Linked DNA regions of Homo sapiens: regions 1 and 2 are each linked to region 3. Evidence: chromatin loops called from intact Hi-C (ENCODE). Cell type or tissue: mammary epithelial cell. All regions are shown on one strand. Links, peaks and the distances in the headings refer to the core of each region. The heading gives the core; the rest is flanking DNA.

Evidence for each region. A loop is a pair of places that touch in the nucleus more often than their neighbours do. Peaks named below come from ENCODE experiments on the same cell type or tissue, not always from the same donor. Only the 100,000 strongest peaks of a DNase experiment are listed, where the experiment ranks them.
Region 1: a loop joins it to region 3, with 8 times the contacts of the local background. A loop is called at or near these places in 2 of 110 quality-filtered maps.
Region 2: a loop joins it to region 3, with 11 times the contacts of the local background. A loop is called at or near these places in 6 of 110 quality-filtered maps.

Annotation. Positions count from the first base shown.
Region 1 is chr13:36,083,333-36,093,938 of GRCh38, forward strand. The region is part of intron 3 of DCLK1 (doublecortin like kinase 1); the gene reads right to left. Among named protein-coding and RNA genes, the nearest start is that of DCLK1, 43 kb to the right of the region's middle. In mammary epithelial cell, for the core only: a CTCF peak has its summit at 4,948; no DNase peak of the experiment used is centred there.
Region 2 is chr13:36,390,587-36,401,192 of GRCh38, forward strand. No RefSeq gene overlaps it. Among named protein-coding and RNA genes, the nearest start is that of CCNA1, 37 kb to the right of the region's middle. In mammary epithelial cell, for the core only: a CTCF peak has its summit at 4,890 (motif pointing left); a DNase peak (open chromatin) is centred at 7,645.
Region 3 is chr13:35,972,910-35,983,515 of GRCh38, forward strand. All of the region lies in intron 3 of DCLK1 (doublecortin like kinase 1), which reads right to left. Among named protein-coding and RNA genes, the nearest start is that of DCLK1, 150 kb to the right of the region's middle. In mammary epithelial cell, for the core only: a CTCF peak has its summit at 5,791 (motif pointing right); no DNase peak of the experiment used is centred there; H3K27ac peaks cover 535 bases; H3K27me3 peaks cover 120 bases.

The DNA.
Region 1 (10,606 bases), core at 1,169-9,168, 110 kb after region 3:
GTGTTCACGTCTCTGAAACTTCTCTTTCATCTCGATTACTCTGTTAGGTCCCTCCTCAGTTCAACTCCAGTTCCCACTTTGGTAGATCAGCCTGTCGAACAAATGGGATGGCATTCACTACACAATGATAATTAAAATTTAAATGGCTATAAGAAAACAAGTCCTCTACTGTTTATTGGTGCCCATACAATCATCAAAACATAGGTACTGTAAATCTTACAAATGTGACTCAAAAAGATTGAAAGTGGAATAGATTCTAAGAAACAAGCAATTGTATTATTCACATTCCAGCTGATCCATATCGCCAAATAACAAATAAATCATCCAAGGAATTCCTCCAGGAACAATCTTTTTCCTTGAGTTTTCCCATTCATTTTTTAAAAATTTCAACAAATATTTATGGAAGACCCACTTTGTGACATCCACTGTGGTGTAGGTGCTTAGTAGGGGCTTGCTACCCCTACCATTGGTCTTCCATTCTAAGCTAGGAAGAGAAAACTTTTTCTTTAAGAAACATTCTATTAAACACAGGATTAGTGATATATGAATATATATCCTCCAAGTCAACAGGTTCATTTCCTCCTGGATTTCTCTAAGTTACTTTGCTGTTGCTATTTTTATAACATAATTAGAATGTGCTAGAAAAATAATAGAAATCGGTCAAATTGATACTTTCCTTTCTCAAACAACTTTTTATCAAAAGGAAGAAAACTAAATGTATTTGTCCCTTGGCTATTAAAAATACATTGGAGCAAACAGACACTTAGGATTAGATTATCACAAAGGAAAAGTCAAATAATTCCTGAGGCATTCAAAAACATGCAGAAATGTCAGTAAACATCCTTGAATGATTTTTCCCCGCCCTGGCAGAATGAAAAGGTAAGGAAAAACACTAGATGCAAGAATCAGCAGACAGACAGTAGCTCGGTTTGTCTTCCATTTCCCTTATCCCCAGACAGTTCATGATTCTTGGTTTTAGAAACTGGACCACAGGGACGACAGCTGAGCGTCTGATTTTTCAAATGACTGACGTACAATCACCGGGCACACAAGGGTCAAACCTTGCAGCTATTTAAAAAACACTTATGTATAATCTGATAAAAAGAAATAGCTAAACAGAAAAGATATAAACAAATTTGAAGTTTGGGAAGTCTTGTTGAAGAATCACTAAACTGACAGCACAGAAGTGAAAAGAACTGAATTATAAAGGAGGGGGACAAAAGCCCAGATCTGGAAATAGTCATTCTATTTCAAGATTTGTCCTGAAGAACTGTACTTTACAAGAAGTTAATTACACTTGTGAAAGCTACAATCATTCTGCCATTATCTATACTCCCACTAAATCTCTATTAGAAAGACTACCAACAAGGGATCCGTATGTCACATTAAGAGAAACAGACAAAACCAAGCAAGTTTGTAAAAACTGATGAAAGAACAACAAACCAATGCAAATGGCCTTCGCTACTGGTTATATGGCACCCATTTTAGCTTTTTAACTTCCTAGGATAGACTTATATAAGTACTTTCCCATCAGAAATAAAATTGTTATACCATTTTCAAAAAATATCATGTGGTTATATAAATCAAGATGAGACTTTGAAAACAAAAGTACTCCATAAATATGTATACATTGTCTCTCAAGGAAAACAAATTTCTCATTACCACCATGTGGCCAAAGATAGATTACTAATAACAGATGTTTTAAGTATCCACTTTAGAAAATTTAGGTACTATAAATATGCCCAAGGAAACTCAAAGTTAGTATATTATTAAAATAATTATTTTTATCTCCAAATTATGTAAATCAAATACACTAATTTTTTCTCCCCAGAGAAGTTTGAAACAAATGCCTATATGCTCTGAAAGTTGTCTCTGGATTCTTTTAACTTTAATGTTTATATTTAAAATACATTTATGCTGTAAACAATTCAAATAATATAAAGCAAATGGACCCTTTGTAGATTCCAATCCCACTTTCTTTCTCAGAGGTAACATCTCCTATCAGTTTATTGTGTTTTTTTTCCAGACCTTTGTCTAAATGTATATAATCCAAAGGTTGGGTTTTTTTAGAATTATGAAAAAAGCTATACTGCACATATTCTGCAAATTGCTTTAGTAGAGATAAAAATTACTAACCTGAATACAGTTTGGAAGCCAGCTCTGTGCCACTGTCCCCAAAGACAAAAATGACCATCAATAACTAGCTTTAAAGCTTCAACCATGAGGTTCCCATGACTGCTCATGTTTGCAGTAATTTTCCCTAATTTTTTCTATCAGAAATCAAGCTTCTAAATTACCACACACTATTCTTTGTGACTGAGGAAATAGCTACCAACACCCTGAATGTTATCAAGCAAAATTATAGTTGGGGTAGACCGAGAGAATACCAGTCTGCCATTAAGCATAGCGAGCTCCCTGGGAGGGAAGGCTGGAGAGGATTTGAAAAGGGCAAAAAGAGAGACACATGGGCAGACCAAGAGACCCCCTGACTCCTGAAGCTCTCCCTTCACCTATCCTTGGATTCCCCTTTCTTGGCATTCTGGCAACTTTGAATAAACAGTCAGGAACCCCCAGACAAATATTTCATTGCATATTGCTTATTTTCAATTAGTTACCCAATAATAAAATAGATTACTTCTGTGAAGAAATCTTTAAAGAAAAGTCTCTCCACAAACCAAATCTTGTGGCACTCACCACAGGGTTAGACACTTTTAATAAAAATTATTATTAATCTGCATGAGATATAAAAGGTTCATCCTTCCTTGGCTACATTTAGACCCTCTCTCTCATTTTCTTCCTTCCCCCATCCAACTCAGCAGCCAGGGTCACTGTTTACCCATCTGACATCACTGTTTGCCAGCTATTAGCATTATTTAATTAGCTCCTTCGACAAACCAAGTCAATGTCAGGAGCTGTTTCTGTGACTTAAAACACAACCTACACCAGCCCTCTGGAGTCTGCTCTGTACCACCAGGGGTCCCCTGGGCTCCAGAACACCTCAGCTGAACTCAGGTGTCAGGACAAAGCACACAGGAGAGAGAATCAGTCCCAAGAGAAGTCAGCCTCAGACAACATTACTGGCTGGCACTACAGCTGGAAATAAAATGTTTCCTCAACAGCTTTTTTTTTTTTTTTTTAATATTTTAAGTTCTGGGATACATGCGCAGAACGTGCCAGTTTGTTACATAGGTATACATGTGCCATGGTGGTTTGCTGCACCCATCAACCCGTCATCTAGGTTTTAAGCCCCACATGCATTAGGTATTTGTCCTAATGCTCTCCCTCCCCTCGCCCCTGCCCCTAAAAGGCCCTGGTGTGTGATGTTCCCCTCCCTGTGTCCATGTATTCTCATTGTTCAACTCCCACTTATGAGTGAGAACATGCGGTGTTTGGTTTTCTGCTCTTGTGTTAGTTTGCTGAGAATGATGGTTTCCAGCTTCATCTAGGTCCCTGCAAAGGACATGAACTCACTCTTTTTTATGGCTGCACAGTATTCCATGGTGTATATGTGCCACATTTTCTTTATCTAGTCTATCATTGATGGGAATTTGGGTTGGTTCCAAGTCTTTGCTATTGCGAATAGTGCTGCAATAAACATACGTGTGCATGCATCTTTATAGTAGAATGATTTATAATCCTTTGGGTATACACCCAGTAATGGGATTGCTGAGTCAAATGGTATTTCTGGTTCTAGACCCTTGAGGAATCGCCACACTGTCTTCCACAATGGTTGAAGTAATTTACACTCCCATTAACAGTGTAAAAGCTATTTCTCCACATCCTCTCCAGCATCTGTTGTTTCCTGACTTTTTAATGATCGATCGCCATTCCAACTGGCATGGGATGGTATCTCATTGTGGTTTTGATCTGCATTTCTCTAATGACCAGTGATGATGAGCTTTTTTTCATGTTTGCTGGCTGCATGAATGTCTTCTTTTGAGAAGTGCCCGGACAGCTGTTTAAACACTCTACATGATAGAGACTGTTTACATGTCTACACAGGTGGACTGCAAAGTACACAACAAAACAGGGCATTTATCTTCAAGCACAGGTATTGCTAAAAGGAAAAATAAACCCTTGCAAAGGAGTCTGTGATCTTTTCGCTTATGTTGTAATTAACAAAGAGTTAGGAGATAGTGTTAGGTATTCGTTTGGTAATCAATTTCTGAGTATCTCTTAGAGTCAAGCATTGTGGAGCACAGAAACATGAAATGACCCATCCTGTGACTGTGAGAAATTTGCAGCCTAGTGGCAGTTTGGACGTGCAAAGATGTGATTGGAAAACAGGCCATGTGGATTGCTGGCATGCAGGAAATGCTCTGAGGATATCCATACCTTTTTCCCACCAAGAAGACTCCTGGAGGCTTCTCCCTCCTCTCCACTCTCTTCTAACAAGGGACAGGTTTGATTGGGAGTGGGCAAAGGTCAGTTGGATTCCCAATACTAGAAACACCTATCCTGCTGTGGATACACTATTCTCCCAAGCCAAGGATAAGACTAAGACCCCTGGGAAACAAGGGGAAGGCAGGGAAGGTGGTCAGAGACGAAGAGGGCAAGAGGCACAAAACCTGTGGCTTTGTTTTTACCAAAAATGTTAAGGAAGTCTTGGGTAGCACTAGAGTGCCCATGAGCATAGGATGCTCTGGCTGGGTCTAAACAACAATGTTTTTTAAAACCATGATGTGGGAAAATGGCCAAGTTACATGTGGTTTTCCTGTTTCTTCATCATTGAAGACTAAAATCCACCTGTGGAAACCGATCTCTCCTGTATAGTGGGAAAATACTTTACATCCTAGTGGTTATGCAAAGGTTAAGTGACTGCTGGATTCTGGAATAGCAGGTTGATGACTAGGAGGAGTGAGCTGTCCACATAATAATTAAAGTGTGTTTCAGATGAGGTGTGGCTGGTGCTGCAGACCATATCCTTTGAGGAAAACTCCCTCTGCAGCTGAAGAGGAGGCACTGAGGGCTGAGTCCAGTGAGGGATGAGAAGGGCACTCCCATTGTGAGCAGGTGAGCTGCCCGCTTTCAGTGCCAGAGAAGAAGCTGGCTTCTGTACTTCAGGAGCAGCCTCATGTAGGGTCCAGTCTTAAGGCTGTTCTCTCATTCTTCCTTTATGTAAAAGCCTTCTGGAAAGCTTAAATGTTAGGATTTGGCCTCAGCTATGCTGTGGGAAATGAAAGGACAGGCTCTTTTCTGTATTGAGAAAGAAGTGGCATAGGGTAGAGAACTACATCCTGGGAAAGCAGGTTGTAAGATGGCAAATGTGCCCTACAGGACAGCAGGCAGCCTCGTGCCCCAGAACACCAGTGGAGTGGCAGTGCCAGCCAGTGGGTCTGCGAGACGTGCCGGGGTTCCCGATGTACCTTGAGATTCCAGGGAGGGTGGAACCTTAACATTAGTGGTAGAAAAAGATCTATCTCTCTTGACAAACCAAAATACTTTATTCTACTGCAAATAGTCCCCATGACAACCACATTTCCATTTATGTCTTAGCTCATAATAACCCAAGAACACTCACTATTCTTAGCCTACCTTTGTAGCACAACCATTTCTTCAGACATTTCACTCCTTCCCACCACTAATCTCTGTTTCAATGGTCCTCTGGATTCTAAACTTTTCTGAATACTTTTTTAAAAAACAGATGAAATACCAATAACCAATAAAAGAAACAAAATTTTATTCTATCTTTTTTTTAAAAAAATTCTCTCAATCTACTTATCATCATTGGTGCAATTTCTATATTCAAGTTGGAGGTGAAAAGTCTGAAATTAGTTCAAAATGGCTTTTGCCAGACTCATTAAAATGCTTCGGAAGCGGTTTTAATTTTTTTTCTAGCGTCTTCAATGGGCCTGATTTCTGCCCCATTTCGAATCATTCTTCCTCTGTACAATGTCACATATCTGCGAATAAATATGTAAGCTCTCCTCTACTTGATGAGAAAACCTCACATTACAAACTGTTGGGCAACCCAGGAGAAACAGGCCAGATGGCCTAGAGACCTGCTGGCCTGCTAGGCCTGAACAGAAGCACAGGCTTTCCTCAATCTATGTGCTTTGTGCAGTTAATATAACTCTATTTTTGGAAACATAACCTTGGTTCCAAGTTCAGCCCATGTTTCTTTCCTGTGCAGCACTCAACTATTCCACTCTCTCATGACACTTCTCTGCAGGACCACCCTCGAACAGGAACTCCGGGTTGTCCATTGCAAAGTGTTCCCATTTATTTAAAGTTTCCCATCACTCTCTTCTTTCCACCTCCATTCTCTGGCAAAAGCATCTTCTTTTTTCTTTGCACCAAGAAATATACAACAGGCAGTTCTGGTCATTTACTTTCTCCAACTTCCTTTTATGTTTCTGAGTCACTGAATCTTGCCTCACACCAATAACATCTAGCTCTAATTTGATTTTTTTCCTCCAATATTTCAAATACAAAACAAGACAAAATCTTGTTTCCTTTGGTACAAGAGTGGCTCCAACAATAGCTAATGCGAAGTGTTGATGGCACTTTGATCTCCATTTGGCAGCATGAGGGAACCAAAGCTTTTTACTCTCCTGGTGACTAATCATTATTTCACATCAATTGGAGAGGATTAACAAATCTTAGTAATCCAGATGTGCGTTTGCAATTCCTATGGTCCCCAAGTGTGCCACATGCATTGTGGGAATAAGCATTAGGTTAATAACCTAGCACTATTTAAAAAATTTAATGCACTTTGCCTTCATAAACTACGACATGCCCTCCAATACATTATAAAGCAAGCCTTACTTTAGAGTGGGGTGACATAACAGTTGTAGGCTTATCGATGTGGAAAGGAAAGTTATTTGACATTTATTGTTCTGGCAAAGTATAAAGACAAAAAGAAAAATAGTTTTCTTTGGGTCTGGACATTCAGATCTTTCTGGATGAAAATTCTCAGAGCAGCAAATGTAAGGCCTACAGTCCGATAAGGACGCACATCCTCTATTCACAGGCATATTTTCAAAATACCCCCGAGGAGCCCTTCTTCTTAGAGGAGTCATTGAAAAGATCAGCTGGAGGGCATCCAGGCAGACAGAATGGGATGGCACAGACACTTAGTATTAGAAGCAACAAGCTGTTTGGAGAACTGGGACTTAGGGTGTACAGGGGAAAATGGCAAGAAGTGAGGCTGGAAAGGGAGAAGAGGCCAATATCTCCAAGGATTTTACACGCCACGCTGGGACAAAAGCTCTGTTCTTAGAAAGAGCTCTCTGGAGGTAGCACAGAACGTAGGTAGGAGAGGAAAGAGACAGGAAGCAAAGAGATCAGCTAGGGAACTTCTGCAAGGGTCCAGGCCCACCGTGAGAGCTTGAACGCATGCGTGGAGAAGGGTAACTGGATTCCCAAAACATTTCTGGGCAGATCGGAGGAGCCACTGAATGACTCACTGGATACGGGGGCGAATGCTCTCGTGAGGTCAGTGAAAGCTCAGAGAAACAGCAGGGGAGCACAATGAGGATCTCATGATCATGAGCTTGGTCTTGTGTCCCAGCCCCCACCCTACCCCACTCCACCCCATGCAACAGCCAGTCCCTCTCCTGCACTGTTGTCACATGGCTCAGTACAATCTCCTTGGGCACATAGCCCATGGCATTATAAACCACTGGTTAAAATGCTGGCTGCATAAACATCTTCTTTTGAGAAGTGTCTGTTCATGTCCTTCACCCGCTTTTTGATGGGGTTGTTCTTTTCCTGTAAATTTGTTTAAGTTCCTTGTAGATTCTGGATATTAGACCTTTGTCAGATGGGTAGATTGTAAAAATTTTCTCCCATTCTGTTGGTTGCGGGTTCACTCTGATGCTAGTTTCTTTTGCTGTGCAGAAGCTCTTTAGTTTCATTAGATCCCATTTGTCAATTCTGGCTTTTGTTGCAATTGCTTTTGGTGTTTTAGTCATGCAGGGCTTAAAACCTAGATGACAGGTTGATAGGTGCAGCAAACCATGATGGCACATGTATACTATGCAACAAACCTGCACGTTCTGCACATGTATCCCAGAACTTAAAGTAAAATAAAAAAATTTAAAAAATAATAAATTTTAAAAAATGCTCATCTTCTGGGCTGTACTCTGAGTGTCTCAGGGCAGGGACCATAACTCACCCATCTTCATATCCTCAATACTTGGCACGTAAGGGCTTGTTATGTGATGAATGACTTTCAACTTTTAATCTACATTTGGCCATCAAAATGGAAAATAACCCAAACTTCAGAGAAGTTGCTTCTTTCTTCTGTCTGCTTCTCTATACATTTATAAAGTTAGTCCAGAAAATTTATTTCAGTCATGACACCCCAGAGGTATAAATATATGTGATATATGAGTCAAGGTAGATAAAGAAAATAGCCACCATTCCTAGCGTGATATGTGTCATATGATAAAGCACTTGAAGTTGACAGTAAGAAGGCTGCTGTGTGTCTTGTTCATCTGGGTCCTCCCTCCCACTCCCAACGATAGCTATCCATTTCCCCCACTACTGGCATCATTTTCTAACTACTTTTTCACATTTATCTGTGTTCCTAGTTCCTATGCCCTGAGCACAACCCCTCCCCAAATCCAATACAGCTGTCATCATTCTGGACAAATTGTCTTGCTTTCCTAGCCCAGGGCAATGTTCTATGTTGTTTATTTTGCCTAGAATGTCCTCTCATCATCTTTTCTACTTGCCAATACCTTATAGTATTTTATTAAATGAATTATTTTATTTAATTACTTAGCAGCACGTGATACTGTTGTCAGACAGTCCTTATTTTATTTCATTACTTAGCAGCTATGATACTGTTGACCATATACAACTCCAAATCTGCTTTATTTTTCTGACCGGAAGACAACTAATGTCTAAGAGTTCTGGCTCTTGAGGTTTTTTTTTTATAGCTGTGTGATATCACACATATTATATAACCCTTCTAAATCTCAGTTTCCTCATCTGTAAAAGAGAAAAAAATAGTACTTACCTTCTAGAGTTGGTGTGAGGATTAAATTTTATCATGCATATGAAGTGCTTAACACAGTTCCTAGCACAACGGCAAATAGCTGAATAGCTGTTAGTTGTTATGCTTATTATATTATTTAACTTTTAATATAACTACTGTCTACCCTGCTGCCCAAGGCATGTCTCTTATCCGAGAGGCGTTTTCTTTTTTTTTTTTTTTTTTTTTGAGACAGAGTCTCACTCTGTCGCCCAGGCTGGAGTGCAGTGGCGGGATCTCGGCTCACTGCAAGCTCCGCCTCCCGGGTTCACGCCATTCTCCTGCCTCAGCCTCCCAAGTAGCTGGGACTACAGGCGCCCGCCACCACGCCCGGCTAATTTTTTGTATTTTTAGTAGAGACAGGGTTTCACCGTTTTAGCCGGGATGGTCTCGATCTCCTGACCTCGTGATCCGCCCGCCTCGGCCTCCCAAAGTGCTGGGATTACAGGCGTGAGCCACCGCGCCCGGCCGCGAGAGGCGTTTTCTTTCCTTTTCCTTTTCTTCACGTCTTCCTGTTCCTTCCCATATCCAATCAGTTACTAAATTCTATGAATTCTACCGTCTAAATATCCTTTGCATGTTAGGCAAGAGCCCAGGCTGCACAAAATAGGTATAATCTGAATTTTAGAAGCTTGAAAATAAGACAAGTCAAAAAAAAAGAAAAAAATGGCTTTGGAGAGGAAAGTATTGTTAACATCACTGATAATTAGGCCTTCCCGAATAAGAGACAAAAATAATAACAATACTTCAAAACTATTAACAGACTGCAGCTTGAAATCCTTACTTCTATGCCAAGCATCAGACTGTTCTTGAAATCCTTACTTCTACATCAAACCTTCATTATGTAACTGGTCCTATAATTGGAGGAAGGACTGCTCACATAGCTAACTTTGAAAATTGGCAGTGTACCATATTTGCAACAGATTGGCAAATTATTTAAGAAGTCGGTAGGAATAAGAAAGTGGGTATATTTTTCATTTTGATTGACAGAAGTCATCATGTGGGTAAAACCATCACTTCATTCAGTACTACCAGGTCTTGGATCTGTGAAAGGATATTTGCTACAGTGAATCTCCCAGCCAAGGGCTCCCATGGTGGCTACAAATCACCTACTTAAGTTTCCATATAGTAGACCATGACTTCCATGTTTTTAAATGAAAACAGCACCGTGTGATTAAAGTACCATATATTATATACATAAATTCTTTTAATGAACAAACATTTACCAAGCACCTGGTCAAAGCAAAGTACCATGCTAGAGACCCCTGAGGACCTCGATATTCCCAAAGTCATTGCTAGCACATTATCATTCAATCACCTGACTACAATCCATGTCCCTATGTTTCCAGTCCTTTTTTTTTCTTTCAGGAATTCCTTCACAGAACTATTTAGCCTCTCAAATACCCTAAGGAATTTTAGAATAATTTTGACATTTTTTAGTGATAGTTATTTAAAATAAAATATTTAAAATTAGAAATACATTAATAGAGCTTAGATAGTATTTGTGGAATATAAAGACAAAGTTTGTTCTTCCCAATCAACCTGTCTTACATATTTTCAGGTAATTTTAATTTATATGGCAAATATATGATTTAAGCACAAAAAATTATTATTATTATTTTG
Region 2 (10,606 bases), core at 920-8,919, 420 kb after region 3:
GCCTTATCTTTATAAAAGGCCTGGGATTCACTATAAGACCTACCTCATGATGTGAAGATTTTGGAAGCTCTCAGCAAGAAAATAACACAAGCTCTATGGGTGCTCAATAGCAGCACATCAACCCTACTCAGGCAATGAAAATACTGAATAGGAGCATTTCCTGGGCACATTAGTTATCCTTTGGCCACTATAACAAATGACCACAAATTTAGTAGCTTAAAACAGCACACATTTATTCTCTTCACAGTTCTGGAGTTCCAAATCCCAGGATAGGTCTTTTAGGGCTCCAACATCATGGCATCCATAGGGCTGGTTCCTTCTGAATCCCCCGGGAAGAATCTGCTCCTTGCTTCTTCCAGCTTTAGAGGGTGGCCACATTCCTTGGCCCATCACCACTTCCTCCCATCACTTCAATCTCTTGCTTTGATACTCAACATTTCTTATTGTTCCTTCTTACGAGGTTATTCCTGTGATTACACTGAGCCCACCCATATAGCATCCCCAACTCAAGATCCTTAATTAATCACATCAACCAAGTCTTTTAACATGTAAGGTAACATTCCTTACAGGTACCAGGGATTAGGGCGTGGGCACTTTTGGGGTGCCATTATTCAGCCTACCACACTAGGCAATTTCAGGCCAGTCACTTAACTATTGCAAACCTCTCAAATGAAGAAAAAAAAATGAAAGAAGACATTTTGTATAACCCTGGATGGATGATACAACATTAGCAGCTAATGCCACCCAGTTCTGTGGATCCATGAAAACATTACCCCAATCAGAAGAATCTGCATCACTCCTTACACCAGTCTGTTCTCTCCCGAATGTAAACTCAGGAAGGCAGACCACCCCACTTATAAGTAGTTGTTGAATAAAGTCAAGTAAAAAAAGCAATTGTTGCTACATACTATTGCATCCTCTCCTCCTATTTTGTGGATTAAATACATCAACAATATCTTTCTGGTATATTCTTTGGCACAATATTTCATTAACACGCAATTATAGTTTGTTCCATATTTAGGGCCACATACCTGACCTACCAATCCAAACTGTCATTGTGTAATTCTTCCTAAATATCCTGGCATCCCTCTTTATTCAAGAAACCATAAAGCACAACACAAAGTATGGCCATAACCTGCTACCATTATTAATCTTTACTATACAGCTTTGCTCTTTGACCTCTACCTATTTTGATCTGCAATTAACCCATACAAGGCCTGAGAAGAGTTGAGAGACAGATCCTCAGGCTGTCCAGCCTCCACCCCATCTCTGCCCTTATGTTTTTTTTTCTATGTTCTATTCTAGAAGATTTATAGTATTAGCTCCCATATTTGGATCTGTGACTCATTTTGAGATAGGTTTTGTTTATGGCATAAGGTGAGGGTCAATATTTTTTCCATGTGGGTATCCAATTATTGCAGAACCATTTGTTGACATGCCTGTGCTTTTCCCATTGAATGTCTTGGTAGCTTCATGGAAAAACAATCGAACATAAATGTAAGGGTTGATTTCTGGACTCTCAGTTCCAATTCATTGATCTAGATGTTTATCCTTAAACCATGATTTTTCTTTTCTTTTTCTTTTTTTGAGACCGAGTCTCACTCTGTCACCCAGGCTGAAGTGCAGTGGCACAATCTCAGCCCACTGCAACCTCCCTCCTGGGTTCAAGCAATTCTCCTGCCTCAGCCTCCTGAATAGCTGGGATTACAGGTGCCTGCCACTGTGCCCAGCTAATTTTTATATTTTTAGTAGACATGGGGTTTCACCATGTTGGCCAGGCTGGCCTCGAACTCCTGACCTCAGGTGATCCACCTGCCTCAGCTTCCCAAAGTGCTGGGATTACAGGCGTGAATCACTGCACCCTGCCTTTACACCATAATTTTTAATTTAAGCTTTTTATTATTTTATTCTTTCTGCTTGCTTTTGCTTTAATTCGCTTTTATTTTCCTAGTTTTAGTTTAAGTAGAGGTTTAGGCTGTTGTATTTGAGATCTTTCACCTTTTGTGATATAGGTGTTTAAGGCTGTAAATTTACCTTTAAGCACAGCTTTAGCCAAATCGTATACATTTTGGAATTTAGTATTTTTGTTTTAATTCAGCCAAAATATTTTCTAATTTCCTTTGTGATTTCTTCTTTGACCCATGGATTATTTAGGAAATGTGTTTGTTATATAGATAAATTACATGTCATGGGGGTTTTGTGTACAAATTTTGTCACCCAGGTAATAAGCATAGTACACAATAGGTAGTTTTTTGATGCTCACCGTCCTCCACCCTCTACCCTCAAATAGGTCCCAGTGTCTATTGTTCCCTTCTTTGTGTCCATGTGTACTTAATGTATAGCTCACACATATAAGTGAGAACATGTGGTGTTTGTTTTTCTGTTCCTGTGTTGATTCACTTAGGATAATGGCCTCTAGCTCCATCCATGTTGTTGCAAAGGATATGATTTCATTCTTTTTTATGACTATTTAGTATTCCATGGTGTATTTGTACCCTTTTCTTTATCCAGTCTACTGCTGATGGCATCAAGGTTGATTCTGTGTCTTTGCTATTGTGAATAGTGCTGTGATAAACATATATGTGTGTGTGTATTTATGGTAGAATAATTTATATTCCTTTGGGTATATACCCAATAATAGAATTGCTGGGTAAAATGGTAGTTCTAAGTTCTTTGAGAAGTCACCAAACTGCTTTCCGCAGTGGCTGAACTAATTTACATTTCCACTAGCAGTGTATAAGCATTTCTTTTTCTCTGCAACCTCACTAGCATCTGTTATTTTTGGACTTTTTAATAATAGCCACTCTGACTGATGTAAGATGGTCTCATTGTGGTTTTGATTTGTATTTCTTTAATGATTATTAGTGATGTTGAACATTTTTTCATATGCTTGTTGGCCTCGTGTAAGTGTTCTTTTGAAAAGTGTCTGTTAATATCCTTTGCCCACTTTTAAATGGGGTTGTTTGCTTTTTGCTTGTTAATTTGTTTAAGTTCCTTATAGATTCTGGATATTAGACCTTTGTCAGGTGTGTTTGCAAATGTTTTCTCCCATTCTGCAGGCTGTCTGTTTACTCTATTGATAGCTTCTTTGGCTGTGCAGAAGCTCCTTAGTTTAATTAGGTCCCATTTATTGACTTTTGTTTTTATTGCAATTGCTTTTGGCATATTTGTCATGAAATCTTTGCCAGGGCCTATGTCTAGAATGATGTTTCTTATGGTTTTTTTTCAGAGTTTTTATAGTTTCAGATTTTACATTTAAGACTTTAATCCATCTTGAGTTGATTTTTGTATATGGTGTCAGAAAGGAGTCCAGTTTCAATCTTCTGCATATGGCTATCCAGATGATGTGTATGACAAGTACCTGGGGAGCTAGCTACTCTTTTTTTTTTTTTTTTTTTTTTGCTGTCTATGTAAGTAGTAAAATGAATCTGGAAGTGACTTGTGTCTACCAGCCAAATCAGTCAAGCCTTGGCATTGGCATTGGCCTTAGCTTGCTTTGCTGTTTGTATGTGACACACCTGTGTAAGGCCTTTTATGCAACAAGGGATACGTCAATAGCTAAGACCTCCCTGGTCCCTTCTAAGCATCCATGAGGTCTCTGCAGTGCAGAGCCTTCCAGGCCATCAGGGATATATGGAGACTTTTCAAGTCCTACTGTGGTTGTCTCATGCCCTTGATCTCTCTGTTAAATTTCTGGCTGCAAGCCTGCTGATCTGCTATTTGCCCCCACCAGGATGGCAACCTGAGGCTAGCTGCAACTAGGCCTTACTCACTGTTTTGCTTCCAAGCTCACTACAGTTTCCAACAATGCCCAAGGGCATGGGGATTTTCTGTGCTCTGCTTCACATAAAGTCAGCCCTCTTTGGCAAAGTATATTTTCACAGCCTGCCCTATCCTGGTAACGTTAAGGGCTGATGGAGCTGGGGTACAGGGCAGATGGGATGAGAGCAGCCCTGGGCTGAAATGCTATAGACTCTCACTGTTCAGCAGTTTTTCTTAAATAAATGATTCCCAATTTTTATGTGCTTTTGGTTAATTCCCAGTATCCTGAAATGGTTTTATTGAAAAATTTGTTCAGTTTTATTTGTTACCATTTGAGGAAGGTATTTGTTGAGCTCCTTATTTCTCCAGTCTGGAAGATTTACCTCTTTAATACCATTTATTTTGTCTGATAATTGTATCATACATATATTGTTGAATGTTGACATATGTATAATATGTAAAATATATACTTTTCTTTCTTTCTTTGTTTTTTTTTGTTTTTTGTTTTTTATTTGAGACGTTGTTTTGCTCTTGTTGCCCAGGCTGGAGTGCAATGGCACCATCTCGGCTCACTTCCACCTCCACCTCTCGGGTTCAAGCAATTCTCCTGCCTCAGCCTCCTGAGTAGCTGGGATTACAGGCATGCGCCACCACACCCACCTAATTTTGTATTCTTAGTAGAGATATGGTTTCTCCATTTTGGTCAGGCTGGTCTCGAACTCCTGACCTCTGCCTGCCAAACTGCTGGGATTACAGGTGTAAGCCACCGTGCCCAGGCCAAAAATATATACTTTTCAAAGTCAGAACTGATTTCCCTGTTTCTCTCAAAGCCTAAAATAGCATTTATTATGGTTTCTCAAATAATTTTCCATGGAAAACTCAGAATAATTTTGATAAACATTTCATAGAAAAAAATATGATTAAATGTGTTTCAGAAATAAAGTTAAGTAGATTTCTTTGCTGCAAGAATTAAGAGAACTTTGAAAGGCTTATATGTGATCTGAGTGTTTAAGAAAAGAGGTATGATACATTTCTTAACTATGGAATCTGCCTTTTCTTGTGAGAGTCTCAGGAGGCACCCTTAGGAAATAGGGTAGACAGTAAACATGTACTGGGTAATAACTCTATTGCCCTCTAGTGATAATTTGCTTGACTTCAGCCCTTAGTTGATTTCTTTGCAGAACTATTTTAATAGCCTTTTTTGCAGTTTCCTCTTCCTTCAGCTCTATTCAAGCCACGCTTCCTGGTGACTTTATTTACGTTCTTCAAATACAGATATGGTTATTTCTTCTCCACTCAAAGGATTTTTCTTTTCTTTTCTTTTCTTTTCTTTTTTTTTCTTGGAGACAGGGTCTTGTGCTGTCACCCAGGCTAGAGGGCAGTGGTACAATCATGGCTCACTGGAGCCTCCACCTCCTACGCTCAAGCAATCCTCTCACCTCAGCCTCCTGAGTAGCTGGGACAAGAGGCATGCACCACCATGCCGGGCTAACTTTTTATTTTTTGTAGAGACAGGGTTTTGCCGTGTTGCCCAGGCTGGTCTCAAACTCCTGAGCTCAAGTGATCCCTAACACCCCTCGGCCTCCCGAAGTGTTGGAATTACAGGCATGGGCTACTGTGCCCAGGCTCAAAACATTTTTATGGTCCCATCATAATAAAAGACTCAGTTATCTCAAGAAGGAAAATGACAAGTATTGCCTGAATAGCAGTTCTTTCCTAGCTGGATGGTCTCCCAAAGCTCTCATTAGTCATTACCAAGGATGGAGTGTCTATGCTTGATCTTAAAGAGAGAGGCTTGCACCTCTTTGCCCACAATGCCAGGACAAGCTGCACAGAGAGTGGAGTTCAATAAATGTCTGGAGTTGAGTGGAATTTTATGCCACTCATGATACCATCTCTGACTTCCCTACAACCAGGCCCTGTCCCATGAGGGAGAAAAGGTATCAGGAGCAAGTGAGAAATCACTGGGGTTATAAGATGTTATGGGAGCAGGAAAAATCCTCTACCTTCTACTTAAACCTTAACATGATCATATGTCCTAGAATAATGCGATTGCATTTCACCATTGCAATATGTCAATAGTTGTAAAATCAGCAGCAGTTGATCCAGTTTGGAAATATGAGGGTGGATGTAACACAGTGGAATAAAGAGACACGTAGGTAAGGCAGAGGGTGTTGAAAATGGTGTGTGGGTTGGGAAAGGAATTAAAGGACAGTGAAGTACTGACCAACTACGCAGCTGGTATTTGCTAGTTAATACTAAAGCTGTGAAATAAGAAAGAAAGAAATGTGATAGCATCTTGGCGATTCTTCTGGGATGAAAAACTTTTTAATACAATTTTTTGTTTTAAGCATTGGTATTTACAGAATATCATGCTCATTAACAACTTTAAAAAGTGACAAGATTAATGTACCATCTGAAGCTGATAATTAACTGGTATCGTAAAGGTCTTGTAATATAGCTAAGGAGAATTGTTGAGATTTAGCCATTGAAATGTAATTACACACAAAGGTTGCAGCTTCTTTGGGGAGGTTGACTGATGGGGTTTGAAATGCCTTGAATTATTTTAAAAATCTACTTTTTGATACAAAGTGACAAATTTGAGGATATTTAAAAGTAAATGTTAAAATTTTTGAAATAGGGGCCAATGGAAATTTTAAAACTGCTTCATGAACATTTTATTAAAATATGCAGGAGGCTACTATACAGTATCCCCGACCATGAATAATAAACAGAAATTGTCAAGATGACTATGGTTCTGACTTATTTTAAAGCCATCAGATGTAAAGCCCGTAGATCCAAAATATGCACCTGTAAAATTCTCCCAGTGAGTTATAAAATGTAGCCTTTGATTGGTTGGGTAAAAGGCAATTAACTATTCAACCAAGCAAAATTTGAATACAGTGCTTCAGGAATAGAACTTCAGAGACCTACCACTGAATGCTTTTCTTCATGCTACAGAGTTGGATATAGCCTGGTGGCTCTCATAGTAAGATGGCTTATTCTTAGGACATTTAGATAATAACACCAGTGCCAAGGAGAAACTTGCTGGCAGGTAAGCATCATCTTGGATGAAATCACAAGGTGAGATTTGGTTCTCAGCTTTGTTAGACTCAGGAAAATAAATGTTTCAAGTTCATTTGAAGTTAATGAAATCCTGAAGGGGAGGCCAGGCTCACACATGTAATCCTAGCACTTTGGGAGGCCAAGGCAGGAGGATCGCCTGAACCCAGGAGTTCGAGACCAGCCTGGGCAACATAGCTAGACCATCTCTTCAAAAAAAAAAATTAGCATCGTGAGTGGCATGAAATTAGCATGTGGTGTCATGTGCCTGTAGTCCCAGCTACTCAGGAGGCTGAGGCCAGAGGATGGTTTGAGCCCAAGACCTCGAGGCTACAGTGAGCAGCCTGGGGTGATAGTGCAAGATCCCATTCATCTCCAAAAAAAAAGAAAGAAAGAAAAGAAAGAAAGAAAGAAAGAAAGAAAGAAAGAAAGAAAGAAAGAAAGAAAGAAAGAAAGAGAAAGAAAGGAGGGAGGGAGGGAGGGAGGGAGGGAGGGAGGAAGGAAGGAAGGAAGGAAGGAAGGAAGGAAGGAAAGAAAGAAGGGAGGGAGGGAGGGAGGGAGGGAGGGAGGAAGGGAGGAAGGAAGGAAGGAAGGAAAGAAAGAAAGAAAGAAAGAAAGAAAGAAAGAAAGAAAGAAAGAAAGAAAGAAAGAAAGAAAGAAAGAAATCAATCCTGGGGAGTCAATTTATTCAAACCAAAAGGGAGACTAATTCATAAACCTGAAGACCAAGTTTTTAATTTATAATGGGAGCACTGACAGGATAATGTGAGACCTACCATTTGTCATTTGCTCAGGGCATGCTTTCCTGGAATCCTCCCAGAAGACTGAATCAGAGGCTGAGCATAGAGGTAGAATAAAGGGAGTAAGATGCTGATCAGTGACTAATGTTCTTCACAACTCTGGAAACACAAATTCAAATACTGAATCCTCTTCATTAACCTGTTGTTTTCTTAGATAGTTGAAGGACCTATTTGGTCTCCTTGATATATCCATTAAATTTCTTTATTAAGATTGTTTGATTAAAAAAAGTGTTTATTTTGAGATTGGTTGATCTCATCAGAATTTTGGGAATTTTCTACATTTTCGATGTTATATGGTCAGATTTTTTGGCCTTATCCCCCAAATCTGAGATGCTTTCTTGTATGATTCAATATCTTTGCTATATATCTAGTTTTCAATTGCCAATCCAGTCTCACGTTTCACTGACCACAATAATGGCAGGTGATAAAAAAGTCAAATCTAATGATGTAACTTCCCAGCTTAAAAACCTTCCAGTGATTTCCTGTCCATGTACTACAGCCTAAACTTTTTAGCACAGAAAACCAAATGTCTCATGAGTTGACCCTTGTCTTCTCTCCAGCCATCTCTTTAGCTGTGGCCCCAGTTCCTCTGTTCTCATGCTAAGGCCATGTGAAACTTTCTTGAGATTCCTCTCACATCACATGATTTCACACTCAGCCTCCAGACGCACATGCATCCTTCTGCCTGGAATGCCCTTGATTTTCCTTGCAGGCCTTGAAGTACCTTTTCTATTGAAGTCTTTTTCAATATCATCATCCCACAAATAAGTGAGAACATGAGACATTTGTCTTTTCGTGCCTGACTTATTTCACTTACCATAATGATCTCCAGTTCCATCCACATTGTTGCAAATGCAGAATCTCATTCTTCTCTTTATAGCTGAATAGTACTCAGCTATAAAGAATATATATACCATATTTTCTTTATCCGTTCGTCTGTTGATGAACACTTAGGTTGCTTCCAAGTCTTGGCTATTGTGAACAGTGCTGGAACAAATGTGGGAATGGAGGTATGTCTTCAATATACTGATTTCCTTTCTTTTGAGTGTATACCCAGCAGTGGAATTGCTGGGTAATATGGTAGCTCAATTTTTAGTTCTTTTGCAGAACCTCCAAACTGTTCTCCATAGTAGTTGTACTAATTTACATTACCACCAACAGTGGTCAAGGGTTCCCTTTTTTCCACATCCTCACCAGCATTTGTTATCGCCTGTCTTTTGGATATAAGCCATTTTAACTGGGGTGAGAAGATATCTCATTGTAGTTTTGATTTGCATTTCTCTGATGAGCAATGAGGTTGAGCACCTTTTCATATGCCTGTTTGCCATTTGTATGTCTCCTTTTGAGAAATGTCTATTCAAATCTTTTGCCCATTTTTTGATCAGATTATTAGATTTTTTTTTCCTACAGAGTTGTTTGAGCTCCTTATGTGTTCTGGTTTTTAATCCCTTGTTAGATGGTAGTTTGCAGATATTTTCTTCCATTCTGTGGGTTGCCTCTTCACTTCATTGATTGTATCCTTTGCTGTGCAGAAGCTTTTTCACTTGATGTGATTCCATTTGTCCAGTTTTGCTTTGTTTTTTGTTTGTTTGTTTGTTTTTTGTCTGTGCCAGTTGGGTATTGCTCAAGAAAGCTTTACAAATGTCCTGGAGATTTTCCTCAATGTGCTCTTGTACTAGTTTTCTAGTTTGAGGGGTCTTATATTTAAGTCTTTAATCCATTTTGATTTGATTTTTGTATATGGCCAGAGATAGTGGTCTAGTTTCACTCTTCTGCATGTGGGTATCCAGTTTTCCCAGTACCATTTATTGAAGAGACCGTCTTTTTCCCCAGTATATGTTCTTGACACCTTTGTCAAAAATTACTTCACTGTAGGTGTGTGGATTTGTTTCCAGGTTCTCTATTCTGTTTAATTGGTCCATGTATCTGTTTTTATGCCAGTACCATACTGTTTTGGTTACTATAGCTCTGTGGTATAACTTGAAGTCAGGTAATGTGATTCCTCTAGTTTTTTTTTTTTTTTTTTTGGCTTAGGATAGCTTTGGCTATTATGGGTCTTTGGGGGCTCCATATACATTTTGGGATTGTTCTTTCTATCTCTGTAAAGAATGTCATTGGTATTTTGATAGGGATTGCATTGAATCTGTAGATTGCTTTGGGTAGTATGGACTTTTTACCAATATTGATTCTTACAATCCATAAACCTGGAATATTTTTATATTTTTTGGTGTCCTCTTCAATTTCTTTCATCAGTGTTTTACAGTTTTCATTATTGAGATCTTTCATCCCTTCATTAAGTTTATTCTTAGGTATTTAATTTTATGTGTAGCTACTGTAAATGAGATTACTTTTCAATTTCTTTTTCACATGGTTCACTGTTAGCATACAGAAATGCTACTGATTTTCATATGTTGATTTTGTATCCTGCAACTTTACTGAATTTGTTTATCACTTCTCACAGTTTTTTTGGTGCAGTCTTTAGGATTTTTTCAAATAAGATCATATCATCTGCAAACAAGGATAATTTGACTTCTTCCATTCCAACTTGAATGCCCTTTATTTCTTTCTCGTCTGATTTTTCTAGCCATACTTCCTGTACTATATTGAATAACAGTGGTGGAAGTGGGCATCCTTGTTGTGTTCCAGATCTTAGAGGAAAGGCTTTCAGCTTTTCCCCATTCAGTATGATACTAGCTGTGAGTCTGTCATATATGGCTTTTATTATGTTGAGGTATATTCCTTGTATCCCCAGTTTTTTGAGGGTTTTTAATCGTGAAGGGAAGTTGAATTTTATCAAAAGCTTTTTCAGTATCAATTGAAATGATCATATGGTTTTTGTCTTTTATTCTGTTGATATGAGGTATCACGTTGATTGATTTGAGTATGTTGAACCATCCTTGCGTCCCAGAGACAAATCCCACTTGGTCATGATGAATGATCTTTCTAATGCACTGTTGAATTATGTTTGCTAGTATTTTGTT
Region 3 (10,606 bases), core at 1,328-9,327:
TCCCAGTCCTCATGCTGTACAAATGCATTATTATTATTCCCACATCCCCATGCCTGCTCTTCCTCCTGTCCTTTGCTGACATCACTAATAACCCACTTGCCTGAGTCAGCACCCAGTACATTCTGGGGCCCACAGCAGAGGAGCTTCCACGAAGACAGAGAAAGAAAGATGGAGAAAGGAATGAGGATGGCAGGTGAGGGTGGGGCTAAGGGAGGAGAGGCAGAAGGAGGGGAGGTGGTCCATTAGATAAAGAACACACTGCGTTCTCCAGGTCACTTAGTGGGGGTCCAGTGGAACCCCCATGAAATCCTTTCAATGGCGAGGCACATGCAGAGGTCAGTGAGCTGAGGAGCAAAGGGGAGGAAAGAAAATACCACCCACTTGGAGGATCCCAGGCCTCCTGCTTATAGGCTTTTGCCCCTCCTGGGAAGACCTCCCCTTGCTCATGGCCCATCTAATTTTCAGGACTCAGAGCAGGGCCCTCTTCTGGGAAGCTCTCCCCTGCACCTCGCACCTCGGTCTATGCCTTGATTGGGCCAGATGTGCCTAAGTCCTCCTATAGGGCCCACTGGGCTCCTCTCTAACAAGGCATGCCACACACCTCATTATATTACAATGATCTGTTTTCTTCTCTGGTCTTGGGACTATGAATACACATCTTTAGATTCCAAATGCCTAGCCCAGTGCTGGCAAAAAGAAGGTGCTCAACAAATGAATGAATAAATGAATGAATGACAAAAAGAAGAGAACAGAATGTAGGCTTTTCCTTCAAAAGCTCCAATGAGAAAAGGCAAAAAAGAGAGAGCTCAGCTGCTGGAAGGACAGGCAGGGTCAAGGAACGGGGAACCTGATCCTGCAGACAGGTTAAGGATGGAGAAGATGGCAGAAAACTGAAGATGTGAGGAAGAGGGAGCAGGGGCTGGCTCATGGTCCTGGAGGAGGTCAGAGCACAGAGGAGTGAGGATGAACCTGGAGCAGGGACAGAGAAACCCCCCTTTCTGAGACTGGCAGGAAAGGGATGATGTCAGTGAGGTTTGGGGCAAAGGAGAGGGAAGAACATTCTGTAAGTTGAATAAGTTTATGCCCTGGTACCTCATTTTTCTGCAAAAAAATACAGGAGGAAGGGTCATTTACTAAGTAGCAAATAGACATATAAAAATAGAAATAGAAAATAAAACAAATAAAACAAAATGACAAAAGTTTAGAATAACTGCCCAGGAAAAAGTAACTAACATTCGTTGAGCATTTGTTATTTGCTAGAGATCACAGGCCTAATTGAGCCCCCCTCAGATTCATGTGTTGAATTCCTAACCCCGAGTACTTGAGAATGTGACTGCATTTGAAGAGAGGACCTTGACACAGATGATTACTTTAAAATGAGGTCAGTGGGGTGGGATGTAATCTGATCTTGCTACTGTCCTTACACAAAGAGGGAATTTGGTCACAGACAGATGCAGAGGGAAGACCGTGTAAGGACACAAGGGGAGGGTGTCCCACCTGCAAGCCTAGGAGAGAGGCTGATATGATTTAGCTCTATGTCCCCACCCAAGTCTCATGTCGAATTGTAATCCCCAATTTTGGAGGAGGGACATGGTGAGGTAATTGGATCTTGGGGGCGGATATCCCCCTTGCTGTTCTCGTGATAGTGAGTTCTCATGAGATCTGGTTGTTTGAAAGTGTGTAACGCTTCCCCTCTTGCTCTCTCTCTCCTGCTGGCCATGTAAAGTGTACCTGCTTCCCTTTCACCTTCTGCCATGGTTGTAAGTTTTCTGAGACCTCCCCAGAAGCAGAAGCTTGTACAGCTCACAGAATCATGAGCCAACTAAACCTCTTCATAAATTACCCAGTCTCAGGTATGTCTTTATAGAAGTGTAAGAACAAACTAATATAGAGGCCTCAGATGGAACCAACCCTGCCAACACCTTGATCTCAGACTTCTGACCTCTAGCCCTGTAAGAAAATAAATATTTGTTGTTTAAGCCACCCAGTATGTGGTACTTTGTTATGGAGGCCCTAGAAAATGAACATACCAGGAATGGTGCTAAGAACTTCAGCTCAATGATCTCATTTCAGTCAACAGCCCTTTGAGGCAGGTGCCATTTCCATGCTTAGTGTGCTGTGAAAAAAGTGAGGGCAGAGCTTGTGTAAGGTCCCCAAGGGCACAACACCTGTGCACAACTGTAAACACTACATGACCAAAGACTAGGTCAGGTCTTACACCAATCCATCCATGCTGCAGAAACAGCACCACTGAGCTGCCTAGATCCAGGAGCAGGAGGGCAGGTGCAGCCTGTGGTGTGGGCGAGGCAGAGGACACAGTGTGAGGGACCAGTAGGCTTGGGCAGGAAAAAACACTTATGACCTGTTCTGGAGAACCAGAGATGAGTCTCACCTTTGCCACTGAAAAGAAGAAAAGGGGGTCTGACCTGCATCAGGCTGGAGACCTCATTTCATGGCACCATCTAGCTGGTCACGGTGCCAACCTGGGGTGCCAGAAACACAAGGGCAACAAGGTGCAGGGAGGCGACACTGAGGGTCCACTCCCTGTTCCTGGACAAGTCCCCACCACACAGCCCACGAAGGACGCTATCCTCTTCCACCAGCTCCAAGGTGAGATCAAGGGGCTGGAGGCCACCCCACCCCCACCCCACTTGCTACCAGAGTTCTGGCAGCATGACTTTGTATAAAACGGCTCAGAAACTGGAGACAAAAGGAGGAGGCACGACTGTGCCCTGAGCACGGGGATGAGTTTTCCCTAGGAAATCTTGGGTTGGGGCATCATACAGATCTGCTCAGGCTTCCTCCCTTGATTCCTTCATGGCTCTGCCCTAACTCACCTGAAATCACCAGAAGGATCTCCTACCAGTGGAAACCTGATGTCTAATGACATCTGGGCCACGCTCCCTTGCCTTTTGTGTGCCAACTCAACAGGGTAGGGAGCCCTATCCACTCTGAAAGTGGCCATCTACTCGTGATTTGAAAACTTCCACAATGCACTACCAGCTGCAAAGCCAAAGCAAGCCTCCCTGTAATGTGTCAGGGGACCACATCCTCCGACCTATTTCCTCAATGGCAGTGGCCTCTGTGGCTTATCACTGGGCCACTAAGCAATGACACAGAGGGGAGCCAGTCCTCTAGGGAACTCCTCTAGTCTCCCACAGCATCAATTGTTTAGCAGATTGAGCTCACTGTTTTCCTCGGGGTTCCAAGCCAGCCCCAAAGGATGACATGCGGGTAGGGTTCTTTTTCAAAGCATTGTAGGGTGGGTTTGGAGGCAGGTTGGGAGGAGAAAGGAGGTCAGTCCTGACCAGTTCTGATCAGTCCAGGAAGGGCGTGGGCAAGTAAGGAAGGACAGCACAGGCACGTGATGCTACAGAGAGAGAGGTGACTTTGGAGCAGCTGCAGCCCAGATGGAAGCTCCTGGCCACACTGCCACCTCAGCATCTTGCCGAGGCTGGCACAGTGCTCACCGTCTCCTCCCTAACAGCCTCAGCAACACTTCTGGGCAGGGATGTTGGTGAACCCTTAGCAGATGATGCTTAAGCCTGTGAACTCGAGGCAGAATTCTGTGAGTGACCCTGAGAAAGGTCCTCCCAGCACTTCAGCTTCTCCGAGGTTTTTTTTTTTTTTTTTTTTTTTGAGACGGAGTCTCGCTCTGTCGCCCAGGCTGGAGTGCAGTGGCGGGATCTCGGCTCACTGCAAGCTCCGCCTCCCGGGTTCATTTCATTCTCCTGCCTCAGCCTCCCAAGTAGCTGGGACTACAGGCGCCCGCCACTGCGCCCGGCTAATTTTTTTTTTGTATTTTTAGTAGAGACGGGGTTTCACCGTTTTAGCCGGGATGGTCTCGATCTCTTGACCTCGTGATCCGCCCGCCTCGGCCTCCCAAAGTGCTGGGATTACAGGCGTGAGCCACCGCGCCCGGCCTTCTCCGAGGTTTTAAGTGAGGCATGCCTGGCTGGACGCTGCACTAAGTTACACTTTCAGTCACACAAATGAACAGACCACGGCATTAACAATCATCAGCACAGTGTCCTCAAAGAATTAACAAAGCCTCAGGAAGGATATAGAGAGCTTAAGCCTTAGTGGAATCTGGATTATATTATTTAAGGAATTAAATCAGAAATAATTCAAAAAGCTTCATTTGTGAAACTTGCATCCACTCCAGATGTTAAGAAATGACAAAAATAAAATGCTGTATTTTTCGTGTATGTGTGTGTGTATATATATACAGAGAGAGAAAGATAAATTCAAATTTTATCAACTGTTCCAAATATATAAGTTACTTCATGCATATCAGGAAGCTGAATACAGAACTATGAGCCTCATAAATGCCAGCTGATTATGTTCCCAACTCAGAGTGTCTGGGCAGATTGGGCAAGTTTTCCCCCTGAGCAATCTGCTGTCTGCATTTCTGCGCTCCTTCCTTGGGGTGGGCAGGAGGGAAGGGTATGTCAGCCACTCCCAGCTCACCCCAAATAAGTGGCCTGAGGGCAAGCAAAGGATTGGTGAGTCCAAGGACTCTTTCTGAGGAGGTATATTTTGGTGAATGACTATCACGAAGCCCTTTTGACTTAAGCACATGGTTCTCCATTGCCCCAATATTAGGTATTTGCTAATTAAAGTACAGAAATGCACACATTTAATACTGGTCATCAGGTGTATTCTGATGGGTCTAATGGGCTATTTTTTTTTTAATTCCACACAATACCTTGAATAATGAATGAGGAAATTACCTACAAGACCAGATCACAGCCAGAGATGAATGTTGGCAGTGACATGAAGAAGGCTGAGAACAAATGATTAGGTTTAGAAAATCCCAGCTCATCAACTCTGGTCTGCTCTTCAGTACCTAAGAATGGTGTCATACACCCAAGAACAGCTCCATGTTCAAGCACTAACTCCAGGCCCAGATGTTGTCTCGGTGGCATAGCAAATAATGGAAAGTTGCTCATTTCTTTCCCCATGAAGAAAGTCAAGGTTCGGAAGCCATCATAAGTTAATAGGACTAACGTTCTCTACACAGTGGGCACAATTACATTGTCAACAAGAGCTCTGTGAGTATTCAAATGTCAGCTTTCTTTACAGACTGGGTAGATAATAAGCAGAATGTCATTGTCCCTGAAAGAAATATTAAGGAAGTATTACTAACGATCCATTACAAATTGGTGTCAATTTCAAATATGTCACTGTGTTGACAGGATATAAATAATACATGAAGAAAACACTTGCACATTAAGAATCGATTTTCTGCTTTGTGCAATTTAGAGTTCCAGTTTTTTTTTTCTTTTCTTTTCTTTTTTTTTTTTTTTTTTTTTTTGACGGAGTCTCACTCTGTCACCCAGCTGGAGTGCAGTAGTACGATCTCGGCTCATTGCAACCTCTGCCTCTTGGGTTTAAGCTATTCTCCTGCCTCAGCCTCCCAAGTAGCTGGAATTACAGGCACGCGACATCACGCCCGGCTAATTTTTGTATTTTTAGTAGAGATGGAGTTTCACCATGTTGCCCAGGCTGGTCTCAAATTCCTGGGCTCAAGTGATCCACCCACCTTGGCCTCCCAAAGTGCTGGGATTACCGGCGTGAGCCACCGTGCCCGGTCTAGAATTCCAGTTTTTCATTCAATAAGTCTACAATGTAGTACTCTTATAATATTCTTTCCATTCTCACTCAATACTAGATTACAATTAAGAGAGGAAAACTCAGAAATCATACACAGCAGAATAATTTGCTATTTTACCAATGAAATAGAATTTGAACACTCTCAAACAACCAACATGTAATATCACAATTCGCCACTTGGTGTCACTAGACCTCCAGGAAACTCAAATTTACACTTACCCTGACAAGAGATTACGTTAGATTTCCACACCTTTTTTTCTGTAAGGCCCCATTTCACACAAAGATATTACAAAATGACAACGGCATGAATTATCGGAATGATGGAACTATCTTCTAAAAGGGTAGTAAACTCAGGTTAACTCCCAAACAGAATACACACCTATTACCTTACTAGTAAGAGTAATAACCACCAATTATTGAGCACCAGCCACAGTGCTAAGTGCTCTACCTATATTGTCTTATCTAATCCTGAAAACACGATCTTCCTTTAATGGTAGTTGTCTTTATTTTTAAAATGAGAAACCTGAGCTCTGCAGAGGTTAATAACTTGCCAAGCTGTTCCCAGTACCCAATCTCACATACAGATCTCTGCTAAGCCATGAGGCCACAAAACAGAAGCTATGTTTTTGGTCTGGAGAAATATTCTCCACCTGGAAGACAACCCTTACCCACAAAAAGGCAGTAGCCCAAGGGCTGTCAACGAAGTGCCAAGCGACTTTCCAATGACTATTAAAAGTAAAAGAATACAGCCCGGGATTCAGAAGACCCGGCCGGGGAAGGACTAATCAATGAGGTTTCATGGAAGACAAGGGATGTCAGCTGATCTCTGCATGGGGTTCAGAACTGAGACAGCCAGAAAGAGGACATGTGAATGGGGTGAGGCGCAGAAAGCTTCTAAACAGCCACTGCCATTGCTTGGCAAATGCATGACAGCCAATCCATAAACAATATTGTCCCAGAGCTATCCTTTCCCGTCAGATCCCAAAGGCCCACTCGTTTCTCACTGCTTTCCACTCCCAGTGCCAAAGTACTGACTCATAGCATTTTTGGCTAAAAGGGAAGGAACTGAATTTTCTTTTTTACTTTTAAAAAGATGCTGAGCTGGCTCCTCAGTCAAGTGCTGATGATTCACTGCGAACAAATCCCAGTGGCGAAAGGCCAATCACGGTCATTTACCTTATTCAAATCTTAACAGCTGGAGAGCAGTGAGTTTTTGCAATGTGGTACCCTGCAATAAGGGCTGAAAATGACCTTTGTCTCCGCAAAGGCAACCACATGCAGGCGGCCTGGTTCCTCTTCAACTGGACATGAAGGATTCTCTGAGCAGCTCTGGCACTAAGTCAGCTGGACCTGAGCACACTGGCTCTTCTGTGATTCTGGGAAAAACATATTACAACTCAAAGTGTGCTGTTGAAAATATAACAAAATCCCATCTACTTGGGACCAATAGGAGATACACTTTTATTTTTTGTTTCCATAGTAAAATACACATAACATAAAGATCTCCTGCCTTAAACCATTTTTGAGTGTACAGTTTAGCAGTGCTACGAACATTCACATTGTTGTCCAACCATCACCACCGCTGGTCTTCAAAATTCTTTTCATCTTGTGAAAATGAAACTCTGTATCCATTAAAAATGAACTCCCTGGCTGAGTGTGGTGGCTTACGTCTGTAATCCTAGCAATGTGGGAGGCCAAGGCGGGAGGATTGCTTGAGCTCAGGAGTTTGAGACCAGCCTGGCCAACATGGTGGAACCCATCTCTGCTAAAAATACAGAAATTAGCCAGGTGCAGTAGTACGCACCTGTGGTCCCAGCCACTCGGGAGGCTGAGGTGGGAGGATGGCTTGAGCCCAGGAGGTGGGGGTTGCAGTGAGCAGAGATCGACCACTGCACTCCAGCCTGACAGAGGGAGACCCTGTGTCAAACAAAACAAAACACGGACTCCGTGTTCCCCCCGGCAACTACTTTCTGTCTTTGTAATTTTGAATACTGTAGATCATGGTAGCAAAAGTAGAAGTAGCCCCTTCTACTTTCTGTCTTTTTAATTTTGAATACTATAGATCATGGTCCCCAGCCTTTTTGGCACCAGAGACCAGTTTCTTGGAAGAAAATTTTTCCATGGACGTGGGCTGGGTGCGGGGATGGTTTCGTGATGAAATCATTCCACCTCAGATCATCAGGCATTAGATTCTCCTAAGGAGTATGCAACCTAAATCCCTGGCATGCTCAAGCAGTAATGCTCACTCATCCTGCTGTCACCTCTTGCTGTGCAGCCCAGTACTTCTTCTTTTTTTTTAATGTAATTTTTTGTTTAAAGAAGGGGTCTTGCCATGTTACCCAGACTGGTCTTAAACTCCTGGGCTCAAGTGATCTGCCCACAATGGCCTCCCAAGGTGCTGGGATTACAGGTGTGAGCCACCATGCCCAGCCCTAGTCCTGAATATGAAGACACAAATAGGTTAAAAGTAAATGGATGGGGGAAAAAAATCCCATTCCAACACTAATCAAAAGAGAGCCAAAGAGGTAATAATAATATTAGACAAAGTAGATTTCAGAGAAAAGAATATTGCTAGGAACAAAGAGAGCCATTTCATAATGCTATAAGGTTTCATTAATCAAAAGAGTGCAGCCCAGTTCTTAACCAGGGGTTGGGGACCCCTGCTCTAGGTATCTCATAGAAGTGGAATAAAAAGTGTTTTGTTTTTTTTTTGTGACAGGCTTATATCGCTTAGCATAATGGCCTCAAAGTTCATTCATTTTGTAGCATGTGTCAGAATTTCCTTGCTTTTAAAAAATATATACTTTTTTTAAGGGAAATTTTAGTATCATAGCAAAACTGAGAGGAAGGGATGGAGATTTCCCATAGACCTCCTGTCCCCACACACAGACAGCCTCCCCCACTATCAACATCCAGCACCAGAGGGGACATTTGCTACAACTGATGAACCTACATTGCCACATCACTACCACCCAGAATCCATGGTTTACCTTAGGGTTCACTCTGTGTTGCACATTCTATGAACAAATTTATGACACAGATCCACCATTAGAGTATCATACAGAGTAGCTCCACTGCCCTTAAGAATCCTCTGTGCTCCATCCTTTTTAAAGCTGAATAATCATCCATTGTATTATATATCACATTTTATTTATCCATTCTTCTGTTGATGGACACTTGGGTTGCTCCCACCTTTTGGCTGTTGTGAATAATGCTGCCATGAACATGGGTATACAAATATGTCTTTGAGACCCTGCTTTCAATTCTTTTGGGTATAAACCCAGAAATGGAATTGCTAGATCAAGGTAATTCCATTTTTAATTTTTTAAGGAACTGTCACCCTCTTTTCCATGGTGGCTGCACCATTTTGCATTCCCATCAACAGTGTACAAGAGTTCCAAATTCTCCACATCCTTGCCAACACTTGTTATTTTCTGATTATTTTATGCTAGCCATCCTAGTGGGTGTGAGGTAGAACCCTTCATTCATGTATTTTTTTAAACTCTTCCCAAGGCTGAAATTCTATGAATTTTTGAGAGCTCTAATTATAAAATATTGCAGTAGTACCTGATGGTTATAGAAATGCATTGTTCATTTAAGATTTCACCACACCCACCCGGAGGGATCCTGGGCCAGAAAGGAAGAGAGTTAAGGTGAGGTCACAGCCCCCTGGGATAGGCACTTTTCACAAAGGAAAGAGGGAACAAGGCTGGGTCTGGTGGCACGTGCCTGTAATCCCCTTGCTTTGGGAGGCCGAGGCAGGAGGATCACTTGAGCCCAGGAGTTCGTGGCTGCACTGAACAGTGATTCACACCACTGTACTCCAGCCTGGACAACAGAGTGAGACCCTATTTCAAGAGAAAGAAAAGAAAAGAAAAGAAAGGGAGAGAGAGAGAGAGAGAGAGAGGGGGAGGGAGGGAGGGAGGGAGGGAGGGAGGGAGGGAGGGAGGGAGAAAGGGCAACCGATTCAAGTGAATTTCAACTTAGTGAAGTCAGGATACCTAAAGTTCCATTAATTTCTAAAACCAGAGTGGGCCCACAGTGAGATCACAATGTGAACATTAACAAAGCAAAACAAAAATTACTATAAATAACACAAGCGATGCTTCATTGTCAATCTTTGGATTTGGAATACAATTTTTCGAAAATCTAAAACCTGATTGTTAAGTTACGTCTGTTGCGGAACGTTACAAATGATTAGGAAGGTTCAAAGTCCATTGATTAGTGTGAATTGCTTTTTTTTTGTTTGTTTGTTTGAAAGGGTCTCATTCTGTCACCCAGGTTGGAGTGCAGTGGCATGGTCTTGGTTTATTGCAACCTCTACCTCCTGGGTTCAAGCCATTCTCCTGCCTCAGCTTCCCAAGTAGCTAGGATTACAAGCACCCGCCACCACACCTGGCTAATTTTTTTGAATTTTTAGTAGAGACAGGGTTTCACCATGTTGGTCAGGTTGGTCTCCAACTCCTGAGCTCAAGTGATCCTCCCGCCATGGCCTCTCAAAGTGTTGGGATTACAGGTGTGAGCCACTGCACCCGACCATGAATTGCTTTTTGGTCTGCTTTACCTATCAAGCTTCCTGTAGGGTCCAGAACTCTTTATTATTATTATTATTATTTTAGAGACAGGGTCTCACTGTTTTGCCCATGCTGGAGTGCAGTGGTACCATAACAGCTCACTGCAGTCTCAAATCCCTGGCCTCAAGTGATCCTCCTGCCTCAGCCTCCTAAAGCGCTGGGATTACAGGCATGAGCCAACCCAGAACTCTTCAGAAAATTCAAGAGATGGACAGGAAATCCCTTCCATAAGGCTTTCTTTTGTAAGGCTGGTGGAGCATGTTAATCTCTGGAAAGCACTTCTGTCTAGGAGCCAAGTTTGGCCAAACACCTGCTGGGCCTGCTCACCATGTCCTGGTCCTTCCATCACCAAGTGCATGAGTGGAATCAGGCTCAGTGGGGACTCCTGGGCCTGAATCCTTCCATCAGAAAGTTTT